Linked DNA regions of Mus musculus: region 1 is linked to region 2. The links are chromatin loops, found by intact Hi-C in ENCODE. Cell type or tissue: heart. All regions are shown on one strand.

The links. Hi-C counts contacts between places; a loop is a spot of excess contacts. Peaks named below come from ENCODE experiments on the same cell type or tissue, not always from the same donor. Only the 100,000 strongest peaks of a DNase experiment are listed, where the experiment ranks them.
Region 1: it touches region 2 in a loop (6-fold over the local background); 3 of 42 quality-filtered maps call a loop at or near these places.

The regions. Positions count from the first base shown.
Region 1 is chr8:68,790,645-68,798,644 of GRCm38, forward strand. Ints10 (integrator complex subunit 10) reads left to right here and starts at 3,285. Exons shown (of 17, transcript NM_027590.4): 1 at 3,285-3,504; 2 at 3,967-4,034; 3 at 6,073-6,176; 4 at 7,115-7,254. The coding sequence starts at 3,376. In heart, a CTCF peak has its summit at 3,372; DNase peaks (open chromatin) are centred at 3,247 and 3,857; H3K4me3 peaks cover 1,741 bases; H3K27ac peaks cover 1,310 bases.
Region 2 is chr8:69,084,823-69,092,822 of GRCm38, forward strand. It overlaps Slc18a1 (solute carrier family 18 (vesicular monoamine), member 1), which reads right to left and starts at 4,400. Exons shown (of 17, transcript NM_153054.2): 1 at 4,159-4,400. Atp6v1b2 (ATPase, H+ transporting, lysosomal V1 subunit B2) reads left to right here and starts at 3,914. Exons shown (of 14, transcript NM_007509.3): 1 at 3,914-4,106. The coding sequence starts at 3,971. In heart, no CTCF peak of the experiment used is centred here; a DNase peak (open chromatin) is centred at 3,869; H3K4me3 peaks cover 1,933 bases; H3K27ac peaks cover 1,297 bases.

The DNA of each region.
Region 1 (8,000 bases), 290 kb before region 2:
CAACCAGCAATTTCTGAGTACTTTGTATGACTTACAGGTCTTGAAATTTCATCTTTCTTTCAACTCTAAAGCCAAAACTTTGTTGTCAAAGCTGACAAGGTCTCGATCTTGCTAGGGGTAGAACTTGACCTCCTTCTTCAGATACATACATTTTCACCAGTTTTCTGGTTTTGATGTTTACTTAGCTGCTTAAGCTTTTCTTTAATTTTAAATTTAATTTCCCACAATTGGAAGCTCAGCTGGGTAGAGTCTTGCCTGGAAGTCACCATTCCCTTTATTTCATTTAGCATTAGGCCTTTCTTTAAACTTCTTAATCTCCTTGGGCACTAAACTTAGCTCCATTACACTTTTTGGTGCTCGTTTCCTCCTCAAACTGTACATTTTATATTATTTCTTTCGCAGCTTTCTCTTTTTCATTATAGATCTGTATAAGAGTGACTTCTAATAACACAACAGAGTCAATACTAAGCTGTCTTGAAATCTCCTCTCCCAACACCATTAATCTAAAACTCTCCAACTTAGCCTCAGATAGATTTATTTTTTCAGACAAGGGCAGAAAGCAGCTACATTCTTCACCAACAACTATCTTTAGTCTACTTACTAACATTCTTCTCTGAAGCCCCTTGAGCTCACCTGTCATAACGGGCATCTTTCAGCACTACTGCCTTTGGTGCTCCTTGTAGTATGTCCCATTAAAACCCAGTCAAAGTGTTCAACTGCTTTTCTAGTCCAAAGTTCGAACATTCCACCAACACGCAGTATGGTCAAGCCTGTCACAGCAATACCCAACTCCTGGCACCAACTTCTGTCTTAGTGTTCTATTGCTGTGAAGAGACACCAATGCCAAGGCCAACTCTTATAAAGGAAACATTTTAATTAGGGCTGGCTTACAGTTTCAGAGGTTTAGTCCACTGCCATCATGGCAAGGAGTATGGCAGCATGTAGATAAGCTGCTCAAGAAGTAGCTGAAAGTTCTACATCCTGATCTGCAGGCAGCAGGAAGAGTGAGACTCCAGCCAATGACACACCTCCTTCAAGAGGACCACACCCCCTAATTTTTTTCAAATAGTTCCATTCCCTGGTGACCAAGGATTCAAACCAATGAGCCTGTGGGGACCATTCTCATTCAAACCACCTGTGAATTTTCAGAACTCCTATTCCCTCTTTGGTCTCTCTCTCTCTCAGATTTATTTATTATTCTATGTAAGTATACTATAGTTGTCTTTAGACACACCAGGAGAGGGCACAGATCTCATTACGGATGGTTGTGAGCCACCATGTGGTTGCTGGGATTTGAACTCAGGACCTTCAGAAGAGCAGTCAGTGCTCTTAACTGTTGAGCCATCTTTCCAGCCCCTTTGGTTTCTCTTTTTTGTTCTTTGCCTTGTTTAGTCTGACACTGCCTACATAAACCAGGGTGGCTGAGCCATCTTTCCAGCCTCTTTGGTTTCTCTTTCTGTTCTTTGCCTTGGTTAGCCTGACACTGCCTAAATAAACCAGGGTGGCCTTGAAGTGACAGAGGTCCACCTGCCTCTGTTCCAAGTACTGGTATAAAAGGTTTGAGCCACTATGGCCAGCTAAATTTTCAGACTTCCTTTAAAAATTCAGGATAACCAAACTTGAGTTTGACATTTTTTGGTGTTTTACCTAAAACGACACCCCTCTGTCTCTGCACTTTTTGAATCAGCACACTAATTCACCACAAATTTTTACTACTTGTTTATAAATTATTCATTAGCAAGCCTGTATTTTTACATTTCTATAAATAAGATCGATATAAAACAATAAAGGAACTTAAAAGAAAGTTCATTCAAAGCTTAATATGAATGAGATGGTTTGGCCAGGTCTCACCTTGCCTTGGATGATATGTTCACGGTAGGGAAGCCACCTGAGCTTCTAGGATCACAGAACAAAAGAGAGCAACAGATCAATGCATTTGCCAGCATAGACATCGGGTAGCTGGGCTAGAGAAAGGTTGGGAAACCTCTTCCATAAAGACCAGGTATTATTTCATTCTTAACTTGAAGGTTACTGGAGCTTCAAGTCTTCCAGGCTTAAAGATCCCTCCTAAAAAGCTTATCTGGAAGAAGACAGTTAGGTCAGATATCAGAGATGATGTAGATGTTTATTGCCCCAAATAGTTTTGTTTCGTAGCCTATGTCCCTTCTCTTCACAAATAATCTTTGACATAAACAAAGCTTCATCCAAGAACTGCAATTCACTATTGTAATGTTTATATTCATATTTATTTTTAATATCTGTATTTTTTACTTAAATAAGTAAATTCCTAATTTCTTTGTTAAAGAAAAAAAAATTAATCAGAACAGGCACATGTCCTTAATTCCAGCACTTTGGAGATGGAAGTCAGGAATCAGGAGTTTAAGATCATCCTCGTATACTTGCCAAGTTTAAGGTCAGCTTGGGCCATGACCGAATGTCTCAAAGGAAAAAAGAAAAGAAAACCAGCTCTGAATTCTTCGATGTCCTGGTTTTAAGTGGCAAATGATGGCTACAGTTGATAGGAACTATATACAAACACCTATAAGAAATATATATATATACATGCACTTAGACGGAAAACCAAAGCTAGCAATTCACTTTCCGGACACTTCCAATTCAATAAATGAATATTGCCTTGTCAACAGAACAGGGGGACTGTTTTGTTATTGTGGTTGTTCAAATGCAAAACCAAAGCCAGGATTTCGGTACCGATTTATACTGCAGCTATTTTCCATTGTTCAAATGATCAAAGTTTTTTTGTTTTTTTTTTGTTTTTTTGTTTTTTTTTGTTTTTGTTTTTGTTTTTTTTTTTAACTCTTGCAGAGCAGGTGGTTCGGACATCCAGCCGAGCATCTTCTAAATGCTAATTTTTCCGTATAGGAGAAAAAGAATAAGATTCAGGCGAAATAATGCCTGGGGCAGGGGCAAAGATGTTGGCAAAGCTCAAAAGCAACAGGCGATCCAGGGTCTTTCCGCATGCGAGGGTGGGGTCGTCTTGCACAGTCCAGGCCCAGCCCTCCGCGACACTTCGAAACTACACCTTAACCCTGGGCACCAGGTTTATTTACACCGAAGGACCGCCGCTCCGTGTCTGAGCGTGTCGCGGACCTTCAAACCCGGGCTGGAATCAAAGGAGAACGCAAGAACCTGGAGCACAGGGTTGCCGACTCTGACGCTTACTCCCAGGCGGTCAGCGGCGCGCTACCATCGACGGATGGCAATCCGAGTAATGAAAATCCAGGTCTCCGTAGTTTCCATAGGACTCTACAGAACCTCTGCGGCCTGTGGTTGGCTGGTCTCTGGGCATGCGCAGTGGCCACCTGGGGGTTGGCGGCGCCCTAGTGTCGCCTACTGGAAGGGCAAAAACCCGGGACCATGTCGGCCCAGGGCGACTGTGAGTTTCTGGTGCAGCGAGCCCGGGAACTAGTGCCCCAGGACCTGTGGGCAGCCAAGGCATGGCTGATCACGGCCCGCAGCCTCTACCCGGCCGACTTCAACATCCAGGTGAGTCAGACCCGGCGCGTCCGCACGCGCGGAAGAGAGCGTTTGGCCGAGCCCAGTGGCCCTGGGCGCTTTGCGCGGCCGCTGTCCCCCTCCCCACGTTGCTCCTACCCTGCTCCACAGGACAGTTGACCAACCTTTTCCCCAGCACCTGCAAAGGCGGAAACCATACAGTAAATCCGGGTCTGGTTGATCCTGTACAGTGCATCTTTGCCACTAGGGCCCAGGGCATTCATTCATTGATCATGGTAGCAGCCATCTGTTCAGTTGCTGCTTCTTTGGGGACGTTTCTACTCCACTTGATCCTAGAAGCCCTGCAGATGGGGTGAATTCTGGGCCACCAGGCTCTCATTTCCCTTCGTGGGTGTTCTGGGTGAAGGCCCACCTCTGAGCAGTGCTGCAGGTGGGCTGGAGCTGGACCAGCTACCACCGTGGAAGCCGTTGACCCTGTCTGCCTTGTTTCAGTATGAAATGTACACCATCGAACGGAATGCCGAGAGGACTGCCACCGCAGGGAGGTTGCTGTATGACATGTGAGTTAACTGGGATCGTTCTGGGAGCTATTGTTGATATCTGAAGGGGTCCTCTTCAGATATGAACAATTGATAGTAGCAGTCGGGGCTCTGCAAGATCATCCTCTTCCCTGGTACCCAGAATTCAGGCCTTAATTGCCAACAGGCGTTCTACAGAGACGACTTTTTAATTCTTGTATTTTAATCCCCAAATTTGTAGCCAGTGATTTATCATAGGCTCATTACAAACATTCAGACAGCAATTGATAGAATGAAATGTGAAATCCCTTCTAACCCAGAGCTAAGTTTTGTGTGTCTCCATATGTATACATACATACACTGGGTAGCTGATAAAAGCGAGGCCATTCTACCCTGAAGTGTACTTTCATAACCCGCTGTTGTGGACCCTCTGGGTCTAGTCTATAGAGACAACTGATGTTCTTAATGGCCATGTATCATTTTCTGGGTGCATGGTTAATTTCCAATTTATTTATGTTTGGAATGTCAGTGAGTAATTCTGCACCCATATTTTGATGTTTTGTAGCTAAGGGATATGTACAATTCATCATCTATCAAATTACTCTTTAAAAAGGATAGCCTAAATATCTGTTTCCACAAATTATATATATGTATGTATATATATATATATATATATATATATATATATATATATATACATATATATTTATATGTGTATATATATGAATTGGCAGTTTTCCACATTTTTGCCAACCTGTATATGTTCATCTCCTCCACCACCACCACCCCTGTTTTTCCTTTTCTTCCTCATGAGACAGAGGAACCTCACTTTATTGGGCAGGGTAGTGTTGAACTCAGACCCACTTGTTCCTCTTTTCTTAGCTGGGACAGAGGCTATGCCGCCACACCCCACCTGTATCATGGGGAAAATGATATCTTACTATATCATTGTTTCTTTTTTTCCCCCGAGACAGGGTTTCTCTGTATAGCCCTGGCTGTCCTGGAACTCACTCTGTAGACCAGGCTGGCCTCGAACTCAGAAATCCGCCTGCCTCTGCCTCCCGAGTGCTGGGATTAAAGGCGTGCGCCACCACCGCCCGGCTACTATACTGCTGGTGCCCCTCATACGAGTGTCGCTGCGACTGTTCTCTTTGGTTATTTCTGGCCTGTGGTTTACCTTTGTGAGTTTTGTTCTTGTTTTTCTTGTTGTTTTTAATAGAGTGTTATTTTTTTCTGTTGCTGTGACTGATAGAAAGCAGCTCAGAAAGGAAGGGTGTGTCCTGACTCAGGTTTTAAGGATACAGTCCATCCTGGTGGGGAAGGCATAGCAACAGGAGCTGGAGCTGACTGGTCACAGTGTAAACGGGTGAATGCATGAAGGCTCTTGGCTTGCTTTTGTTTTCTCTTTCTGAGACCACGTCTTTTGTGTCCTCTAGATTGCTGTGGGTTCAGATTTATTAAAGTATCTGAGGCCAGGAAGTGGTGGCGCACACCTTTAATCCCAGCACTTGGGAGGCAGAGGGAGGTGGATTTCTGAGTTCGAGGCCAGCCTGGTCTACAGAGTGAGTTCCAGGATAGCCAGGGCTACACAGAGAAACCCTGTCTCGAGAAAAGAAAGAAAGAAAGAAAGAAAGAAAGAAAGAAAGAAAGAAAGAAAGAAAGAAAGAAAGAAAGAAAGAAAGAAAGAAAGAAAAGAGCCGCTCCCCCCCCCCCAAAAAAAAAGTATCTGAGGATGACCTTGAACCTCTGATCTCATGCCTTTATGTCTCAAACACTGTGACTACTGGCATTCACCGCCACACCTGTGCTGTAGAATACAGGATTGGAACCCAGGGCTTTGTGCATGATAAGCAATCAGTCTAACTGAGCTACATCTCCAGCCCCTCATTCACAACAATGTCTAAAGATTTTTATGAGTACTCTCAAATTTTTCAAACTGATAGATTATTTTTGTGTATTTCTATCCTTTGTTCAGACATATGTAATCATTCACCTAAAGAAAAATGGGTTTCTCTAAATGCTATTGTTCTTCCTTGTTTGAGTTTCACATCTTACTTTAATGCATTCATTTTAAAAACAGGTTTGTGAATTTCCCGGACCAGCCGGTGGTATGGAGAGAAATCAGCATCATCACGTCAGCATTGAGGAACGACTCACAAGATAAGCAGACCCAGTTCTTACGGAGTGAGTACAGTTCCGGTCTAATTATAAATGGCCACTTCTGGAATAGTGCGTCTGCCACAGGCATCTCAGTCACACCTGTCATAGTGAAACCCACTTTACTTTTTATTCTAGGCAATGAAAGTCCACAGTGATATTAACTGGTCCTTTTATCATTTACTTAGAACACTTTGTGCCTGTGTGATAGTCATCTGTCAATGAGATCAGAAGGTTGAGTGTATTTTGAACATATTTTACATATTTCTGATGATGAAAACGTCTATAGATAATGTCTTAGTTAGGGTTTTACTGCTATGAACAGACACCATGACCAAGGCAACTCTCATAAGGACAACATGTAATTGGGGCTGGCTTACAGGTTCAGAGATTCAGTCCATTATCATTAAGGTGGGAACATGGCAGCATCCAGGCAGACATGGTGCAGGAGGAGCTGAGAATTCTACATCTTCATCTGAAGGCTGCTAGCAGAATACTGGCTTCGGGTATTAAAACCAACACCCACAATGACACACCTACTCCAGCAAGACTACACCTCCTAATAGTGCCCCTCCCTATGCCAAACATATACAAACCATCACAGGTAAGCCAGATAGAGCTTCACAAGAGAAGAAAAAAGCATCAAACTTCTGTGTTGATTGTGATAGCTCCTCAAAGACTCCCAATTCTAGATAATTAGCAAGCGGATGGTGTTGGCCATTTCAACTTAAGCAAGTTCATGCTTAGGATAGTTAGTGTAGTCAGTGGTGATGGATTCTGCCCCCAGCATCATTAGGCCTCCAAATGTTTCATGGTCATTCAACAAACAGCTTGTGCCAAACACTCTGGATTTCAGAAGTATGCTAGTTTGCAGATGAATTCTGAGTACTTTATGAATGGAAAGATGCCTATTTTCTTTGTGGGGAAAATAAGAACAAACTTAACAGGTGAAATGTTGTTGACAGGTTTATTTGAAACCCTTCCCGGTCGGGTCCAGTGTGAAATGTTGTTGAAGGTGACAGAGCAATGCTTCAACACGCTGGAACGATCAGAAATGTTGCTGCTGCTGCTGAGGCGTTTCCCTGAGACAGTGGTGCAACACGGGGTAGGCTTGGTCTTTCCTGTTCTTTAAGAAAAGACAACAGTTGCTTAGCAGTCATCTCCCCAGCTCATTACACATTTCTAGAAGGCACAGTTGCCACAGGCCTGCCTGGCCTTAAGGGCTGAAATGGGACCTAGCATTGGACGAAGGCCAAAAGACTGATGATCTCCAGCCTGGTAGGAAATTTAACTCTTTCTTATTGCTCTGTCCTAAAAAGTTAGCTATTTCTTACTGTTCTGTGCTTTGCTGAAGAAACTTAAATCTTTATCTCTCTTATTATTTACTTTATAATTCTCTGTGCTTGAGTAAGCACTGGAAAACTTAACTCGTACTTTACAAACTTACTTTATAATTCTCTCTGCTCGAATAAGTGCTGGAAAACCTACCTCTTACTTACTTTATAAAGTTACTTTATAATTCTCTGGTCATGAACATATGCTGTGTAGCAGCAGGGAATTCAGTAGAGCATGTATTGCTAAGGCTCCTTTCTCTCTTGCCCAGAAGCCTCCCCTCTTGCTGACCAGGTGAGAGGGAGGCTTGGAGCAATTAACTTTAGGGAGCCAGGAAAGACATGCTTACAGAAGGGAAAACTTTTACATAGGCAATAGGCACAGAAACATACATTTTTATACACATACACAGACATGTTCACATATTTTGTCGGGCCTGGCCACCCGTCTCAGTCTCATCCACTCCACAAAAATTCATGCATACTTACATACACACACACACACACACATACATGGTAG
Region 2 (8,000 bases):
CTGCTAAGCAAGGGATCTACCACTAAGCCCTAGACCCTCTTCTCCAAATACTAACTGAAACAAGTATTTCCCCTCTTTGGGCCTTGTTCAACAATAGGGACTTTAAAAAAAAAAAAAGGTATGCAACCTAGCATTTCATTTTACAGTGTTTTACGTGCTATCTCTGTAGGATCGTACATGTTTTTCTTGTCTCCATTATTTAGCCTTGTGTTCCTTATACATATTGTACTGAAATAATGCTATTTTTGCTTTAGAGATATGGCATGGGCACACAGACATAAGACTGGTTAATGGTGAGCCTGGCATAATGTATTTATGTTCCATCTAGCCTGGTATAATGTATTTATGGCTCAGAGCAATAATGAATGTGTCCTTCAGTTCTCTGGAGTTTCTCCAGTGAACACACTATTTTGAGTTCATTACCATTTGCTTTCAGAAGGCATCATTTGAATGCTTTTGATTCTCTGACTGCATTGCAAGTAAGCTAAGGGGGAAAAAAAAACTTTCATAGTTCTGAGATTCAGACTTAGAGACAATGCAGATCATGACCATGATGGAAAGGCAGAGATGATCCAAATTAGAATGTCTCTGGAGCTTTGCCTGAAAACCCCAGATGCTGTAATAACAGCTTATTGCTATCAGAGAAGGGCGTTTTAGCAGATTCTAGGTGAGAGCCTGGGCTTGTACTCTCTCTTTGGATCAGATGCACTCACTCATCTTAGAACTAATTTGATGTTCCAAAATTCCTCGTTGATAATTTGTATCTGGGGTCTTTGTAGATTGATCTGAATTTATACAGAAGAGCTAGGCAAAACATGTGTGCATGGAAGTTATGGAGTCAACAGGCATTGCTTACAGTCTAAGAAGCTCAAAGCACAGGGAAATCACTTTACTTTCTGAGACTTCTGTTTCACCAACTGCAAATTGGAGAGAAATATCTTGTATTTCTCCTTTCTAAAAATCTAACAATTATAAATTAGTCCTCTAAAAAGGACACTCACATAAGGAAACTCAGTATTTTACACCTGAGTGGTATTTTCCATTCAATAAAGAAAGATTCACATTCTATGGGGAAACTTTAGTCACTGGCATGAGCTCTTCCTGCCTTCCCTTCCTTAATTTTTCTTCCTCAATAAATATTTGCAATGAAATACAATTTCACATTTGTACCAGAGTTTCTGGTGCTACTAGCCTTTTTCTTCATTTTAAATCCTTAAGAAGAGCAGGCCTAGAGGACCATGCTCATAATACCAGCTTTGGGCATTGGAGACAGGTGGATCAAGAGTTCAAGGCCAAGCTCCCTCTATAGCTCCAGAGGAAAGTTGAGGCAAGCTGGGTCTACAAAAAAGTGTTTCAAAAAAACTAACTAACTACATTCTTAAAAGCTATATTACATAAACTATTTCCCGTTCACAGATGGCAAGTGAGAGACAGAAGGAACTAATGGCTGTCCCAAGGTCACATTGTGTACTCAAACAGACACTGAAGCCAGGCTTGCTGACTCCAAGTTTCCTGCTCAGGCCACATTCTCTATGCCTGGGCCAGCTACCCTCGCAGTCCTGAGGTGTAAAGGAAGTAAAAGAAGTCACCTGTGCAGATGGTCCTATACCCAGGCACATACAAGCAGCACAAAGTTGACTCGGTAGACTTAAAAAGGACATGAACTTGGGAGGCATAGAATGGCAGGAGATGGAGTAAGAATTGGAGGAAAGAGAATTGGGGAGTAGATTTGATCAAAATGTATTATACACATGCAAAAAAATTCCAAACCATAAAAAGTTTAAAAGAACTACATGACTGGGCTGGAGAGATGGCTCAGTGGGTAAGAGCACTGACTGCTCTTCCGAAGGTCTTGAGTTCAAATCCCAGCAACCACATGGTGGCTCACAACAACCCGTAATGAGATCTGACGCCCTCTTCTGGTGCACCTGAAGTCAGCTACAGTGTACTTGTGTTTAATAATAAATAAATCTAAAAAAAAAAAAAAAAAAAAAAAGGCACTGACTGCTCTTTCAAAGGTTCCCAGCAACCACATGGTGGATGGTGGCTCACATCCATCTGTAATGGGATCTGATGCCCTCTTCTGATATGTCTGAAGACAGTGACCGTATGCTCATATAATTAAAATAAATAAATAAATCTTTAGAGGATTCACTTTTTAAAAAAGAACTATATAGAACTCTCTGTTTACATTCAATTACCTCTTTTAATACTTCCAGCAATTTTATCGAGGATTGAAGGATTGTTACATAGGGACCTGAGATGCACTCAAAGTAGACTTAGGTAACCTGGCTACATTTACTTCATTTGTAACATCAGCTGACTGACTTTTAGTTGAAATGCTTGGGAGCAGGAATGCTTTAGATCTCAAATTTCTTATTTTGCCTTTTTTTAAAAAGATTTTTAAAAGATTTATTTATTTTATGTATATGAGTACACTGTAGCTGTCTTCAGACACACCAGAAGAGTGCATCTGACCCCATTAGACTGGCTTTCAGTAAGGTTTATAACTTATCATCAGTGAGCCACCATGTGGTTGCTGGGAACTGAACTCAGGACCTCTGGAAGAGCAGTCAGTGCTCTTAACCACTGAGCCATTTCTCCAGCCTCTCAAATTTCTTTTTTTTTTAATTGTGAAATATTTACATAATATGTCTTGTATATAGGCTGTAAGTCTATAGATAAAACTCATTTATATTCCATACATACCTCACATATATAGCCCAAAGGGAATTTTATAACAACATAGTAATTGGGCTGGAGAGGTGGCTCAGCGGTTAAGAGCACTGGCTGATCTTCCTGAGTTCAAATCCCAGAACCCACATGTGGCTCACAACCATCATGATGGGATCCGAAGTCCTCTTCTGGTGTGTCTAAAGACAGTAACAGTGTGCTCACATACATACAAATAAATAAATCTTTAAAAACAAAACAACAACATAGTAATTTTGTGAATGAGGCAAAGATCCATGCTTCCCAAACTGATAAGTTATAAACCTTACCGAAGGCCAGTCTAGACATCCTCTTGTGTATTTATCAACAAATCTATGGGGAACTAACACAAAGAAGTTTTTCAGTATGTTGCTCCGTCATAGCAAAGTTCTTGTTTTCCTCTTCTGTTCTTATATTGTAAAGAGAACAACAATCAATTTACTGTGTTGTTCGTTTCTCACAGGCTGGTTTTTCTTTTTGTTTTTTTTGTTTTGAAACATAGTTTCACTATGTAGCTCTGGCTGCCCTGGAACTCAGACCTTCCTGCCTCTGCCTCCTGAGTGCTGCGTTTAAAGGCTTGCGCCATCACACCAAGCCAACCGCTAGCTAATTTTATCACAGCCAAAGAAAAGAAACTAGAACCCTTTGTGCGTTCTAACCTCTTAACTGGTTTTCCAATCTGTTCCTAAGGTGGTCTTCCACACCATATACTCTTCGGATATGCAAGAAAGCCAAGTCTGTTCGAAAAGATCCACGAAAAAAAAAGAACTTGGTAGTAGGATAAACTGAAATAAATTTCGACACAAAGTTACCAATCATGGGACTAGGTTTTCTATCTTCTGCTTTCCAAGGTGTTTTCCACAGCTTGATTATGAACCTCAGTTGTCTGTATTTTCTTATGCACGTTTTCCTATCTCTTCCTTCCCTACATTCCAATGAATCTTTCTTTTTCTCGTGAATCCTCTCTCTTGTGTCAATTTTGCCCTCTGGCCCCTTTCGCTTCTCTTTTCCCGCTCCCAGCCTCAGATCCGCGCTCCCAGCACTCTGGTCAGCTCCCTATGCGCCTAGCATGCGCGCGCACCCTGCACCGCCCCCGCAGAGCTCCAGTCACGAGTCTGGGGGCGGGGCGCCGCCGAGAGGGCGGGGCCTCTGCCGCAGCTTCGAAGCGCGCATGGGTGGGGCCGGCCGCACGGGCCTCCCTGCTATATGTGCGCCTGCGCCGCGCTGCTGCGGGGCCAGTCGGGACGGAGGAGACAAGATGGCGTTGCGAGCGATGCGGGGAATCGTGAACGGGGCCGCACCCGAACTGCCCGTGCCCACCGGTGGGCCGATGGCCGGAGCTCGGGAGCAGGCGCTGGCGGTGAGCCGGAACTACCTATCCCAGCCTCGTCTCAGTGAGTACGGGAAAGTGAGCGTGTCCACCAAGCCCTTGGCTTGTGCTCTCACCTGTTCAGCCAGCGGGGAGGGAATGGGATTCATTTCCCCCATCGCTCAGTTCACAAGCACCTCTCCAGCTTTGCGTGAGCTTTTCCGTGACTTCGGTGGGCCGAGCGTGAGAGCACCGACTGGAACCTTCCCATGGGCTAAGTGGGCTCCTGATGATTGCCCTACCCGCTCCGAGTTCTCTGGGTATTGTCAGACACTGGTCTGTCTCTGAGGGCCACTTCTTGTCACTGTCTTCATCTGCTCCTGGCCTCATTTAAATGTCTTCGGGTCGAGGGAACGCCTACTCCGTCCCCCTTTGCCCCGTGGACCTCTGGGCAGGTGGACCGTGCAGAAGGTGTAATGTCATCGCTGATGTGGGCAGGCCCCGCGGCTAGAGGGAGATGTGGCTTATTCTGTAGGGAACCGCTTCACTGGAGGACACCTAGATACCGGAGAACCTTAGAGCTGAAAAATACCCTAGTCGTGCAGTCCCACCCTCTCGTTTTACAGGCGAGACGCCTAAGGTTCTGGAAAGGAGAAGCCATGCCTGGCTTCAGACATCTAATTATTGGGAAAAGAGGAACCAAAAATCGAGTTTCTTAATCCTTTGCTTGGTCTTCTGTTGTTTATTCGTTTACTGACCAGCTAACCAAACGCAGTTAAATGGAAGGTTGCTTTCCACTGTTATGTTCATAGGCTTAAGTGTAGTGATCATAAAAGACCTCAATAAGCCATGTTTAGACAAGCCAGTCATTCCCAAATGGCTCTTGTTGGCTGAAGCTTTCGGTTGTATAGAATCAAACCTCTTCACGGCTCCCTTAAAGCCAGGCAGAGAGCTTTGAAAGAAGACTTTTTTTTTTCCTCTTTTTTAAGTATCTGTTGTTTTCCTGAAAATAAGGTTCCATTTGCACAGGTTAATTGGCAGCTTGGCTCTGTGGGTGGCTCATTGGTTAAAAGCGTTTCAGCTGAAGGGTTTTAGCTAGGCGCCCTCCAGCCTGACTAATCCTGTCCTGAGCTGTCAGTGGGTCATGTGATAACACTGCAGCGAGGGGAAGGGAAAAAAAAAACACACACACACACACATTGGAGAGTGGATTGCTGAGGTGTGCCTTTTAAGCATTTTTTTAGAATAATTGTTAAAATTAGAGAATGCCTGTTAGGGGTTCATGTGAGCCCAAGGAAACGTCGGGAAAACTGACAGATTTATACCTGAGAATTACAGAATCTCTAGAATTGCATTTGATATGTATGCTTTGCTCTGAGCAGAGCACATAGACACTGGTGTGGCTTCTAAGGGAAAAATGTTACAAGGTTATAGTAGTCTCTTTCCATATAACAAGTCATTCAGAGCCAATTCAGGGAGTGTCGACTACTCCATGGCGAAGGTCTTAAGCCCTTCAGGGATGAGTAGTGTTTCTCCACCATATCCATGTGCTTGGCCAATATTTGAAGAGTTTGTTCATAGGAGGATTCTGCTGACTAAGCTGTCTCTAAAAGTTGCATCTTTGTATCCCCAAGTTCACAGTGTCTGACTTAGGAAGTGCTCTGTAAATCCTATAACTTGGAATTCAATTTGTCCTAATAGTTAAGCGTGTATTTTTTTTTTAATATGGATAGGGTTTTTAAAAGGGAGTTGGTATACTGCATTTAAATATCATCTTTTACTATTTTTGCCACATTTTTAGTCAAATTTAAATATTAACTCAATTTTTTATTATTAAAGTTTGATGATACTATCAAAATAATTATAATTAATTGATACACACTCTTTGGAGTAATTTTGGCAGTTGCCCTGTGAAAATCAGATCCTGTTTTAAAACAACTTCAGGATTATTAAAAATTCTAGATATTATATGTACATAATATAAGAAATTACTCAGGCTGTTAAAAAGAAACGGAAAGTAAAATATTCAGGCTGGAAATTAGTAACTAATCTGGAGCACATCATTTGACTTTCTGACATCACAAGGTAAAAAAAAAACTTTGCCCTTTTAAACGTTAAGGAAGATCAACAATATCTTCAAAGCTATTAGAGCAAAATACTATGAGCTTGGTTGGGTTCACTTTTCTTGACCCAGCCAAGCTAACCTTAAGTTTCTTATGTCACAAAGCAGATCCCTAGCAAAAACCACAAGTGACTTTCCTTGCTTTACTTCTAGAGCATGTTCAGGTTAGTTCTCTGGTCTTGCACAATTGAAGGAATGGCTTTCTTAGCATTTGTTTTGCTATGAAGGTGGTGCCTAAAGAGCTAGGGTTTATTGTGCAATGGTTTTTGCTTTAACAATGTCGCAATCCTTAATGGTGTTAGTGTTGAACAACCTCTTTCCCTGCAGAAGGAAGAACTAATCATCTGATAGATTATGTGTGCTCACAGACTCCATCCCCCCCTACATATACATATACATACACATACACATATATGTGTATGTGTATGTATTTGTATATGTACATATATCTATGTGCGTGTATGTGTGTGTGTGTATATATATATATATACACATACATCTATATGAATGAATATGATTTGAGACAGGTTTCTCTGTGTAGCTCTGGCTGTCTTGCAGCTCACTCTGTAGACCATGCTGGCCTCAATCTGCCTGCCTGTGCCTTCCAAGCGCTGGGTACAAAGGTGTGCACCACCACTGCCTAGTGCTCTTTAAAATCTCCGTAATTCCTGGGGTTTTGTTTTTGGGTGTTTTTGTTTTTTTTTTTTATTATTGAGCAAGTTGTTTTTTGTTTTGTTTTGTGTATTTGAGAACGGCTATATAGCCCTGGCAGGCCTGGAACTCACAGAGCCCTGCCTGCCTCTGCCTCTGCCTCCAGAGTGCTGGGTTTAAAGTCATTACTCTCATGCCCAGCTTGTTTGTTTTACTCAGTATCCCTGGCAGGATTGGAACTTGCTATGCAGTATTGTAGCTATCCTGTTTTTCAGCTTCTAAGTAAATCATGGTTTCTAAGTGCTACTCCATAAATTGTTTGTGTAATGTAAGCAAGTGTCTGCCGTTGCCATAAGGGTAATAATTTGTCAGTGGCTTTGCTGTTTGATGGATGTTTTTGGATGCCATACTCTGAACTGGTATCTCTTTCTAACTACCTGTGGTTATCTTAAGGAAGGATAAACAGATAGAGTTGAGAGTTAAAAGGTGGTGTGTGATGTTTTCCCTGCTAGGTTTTCATTTTGAGAACTTTCATTGACATGGAAAGGGCTGACCTTCTTATTCACAGTCTTTTGCATTAATTTCTAGTACAAATGCTAGGAACTGTGTGATCTAGGTATTTTAAGTTACACTGTTACCAGTTAGAAGTGTTTCAGGACCATATAGTAGCAACTATGTAATTAAAGGAAAGAGCACAAAACTTTAGTGAGACAAACAGAAGGTCCTCCATTAGTAACATTTCTCACACCTTTGGTGTGTGAAAGTTAGTAGTAAGAAGATCCTCACAGTATTTTGGAAACATAAAATCAAATAATCTGAAAATGCGCAGGAAAAATGTGCCTCATTCTCCTAAAAGGGTTGGTAGTATTTTCACTTAGTTCAGATATGAGATCCATTAGCTTGGTCCCAGTGTGTCTGTTTAAATTAAACTGATGATCTCTCATCTGTACCATACTAGGTCCCCTGTGTTCTTCAGATTGCCAGTGAGGGAAAACTGCATCCTCTCTGCCAGATAGTCCCTGCTGATTGATCAGTAACTGCAGTGGGTCAGCAGCCGCCCAGACTGAGTTTGGGCTACTATTTTTTAACAGCTGTAAGTGCTGGGAAAGGTTTACCTTGCGTCAGTGACAGAATATAGACACCAGGGAAACTGCCTGCTCCACAGCACTGTAAAACATCCCGCACTTTTCATGGCTGAGAGTGTAG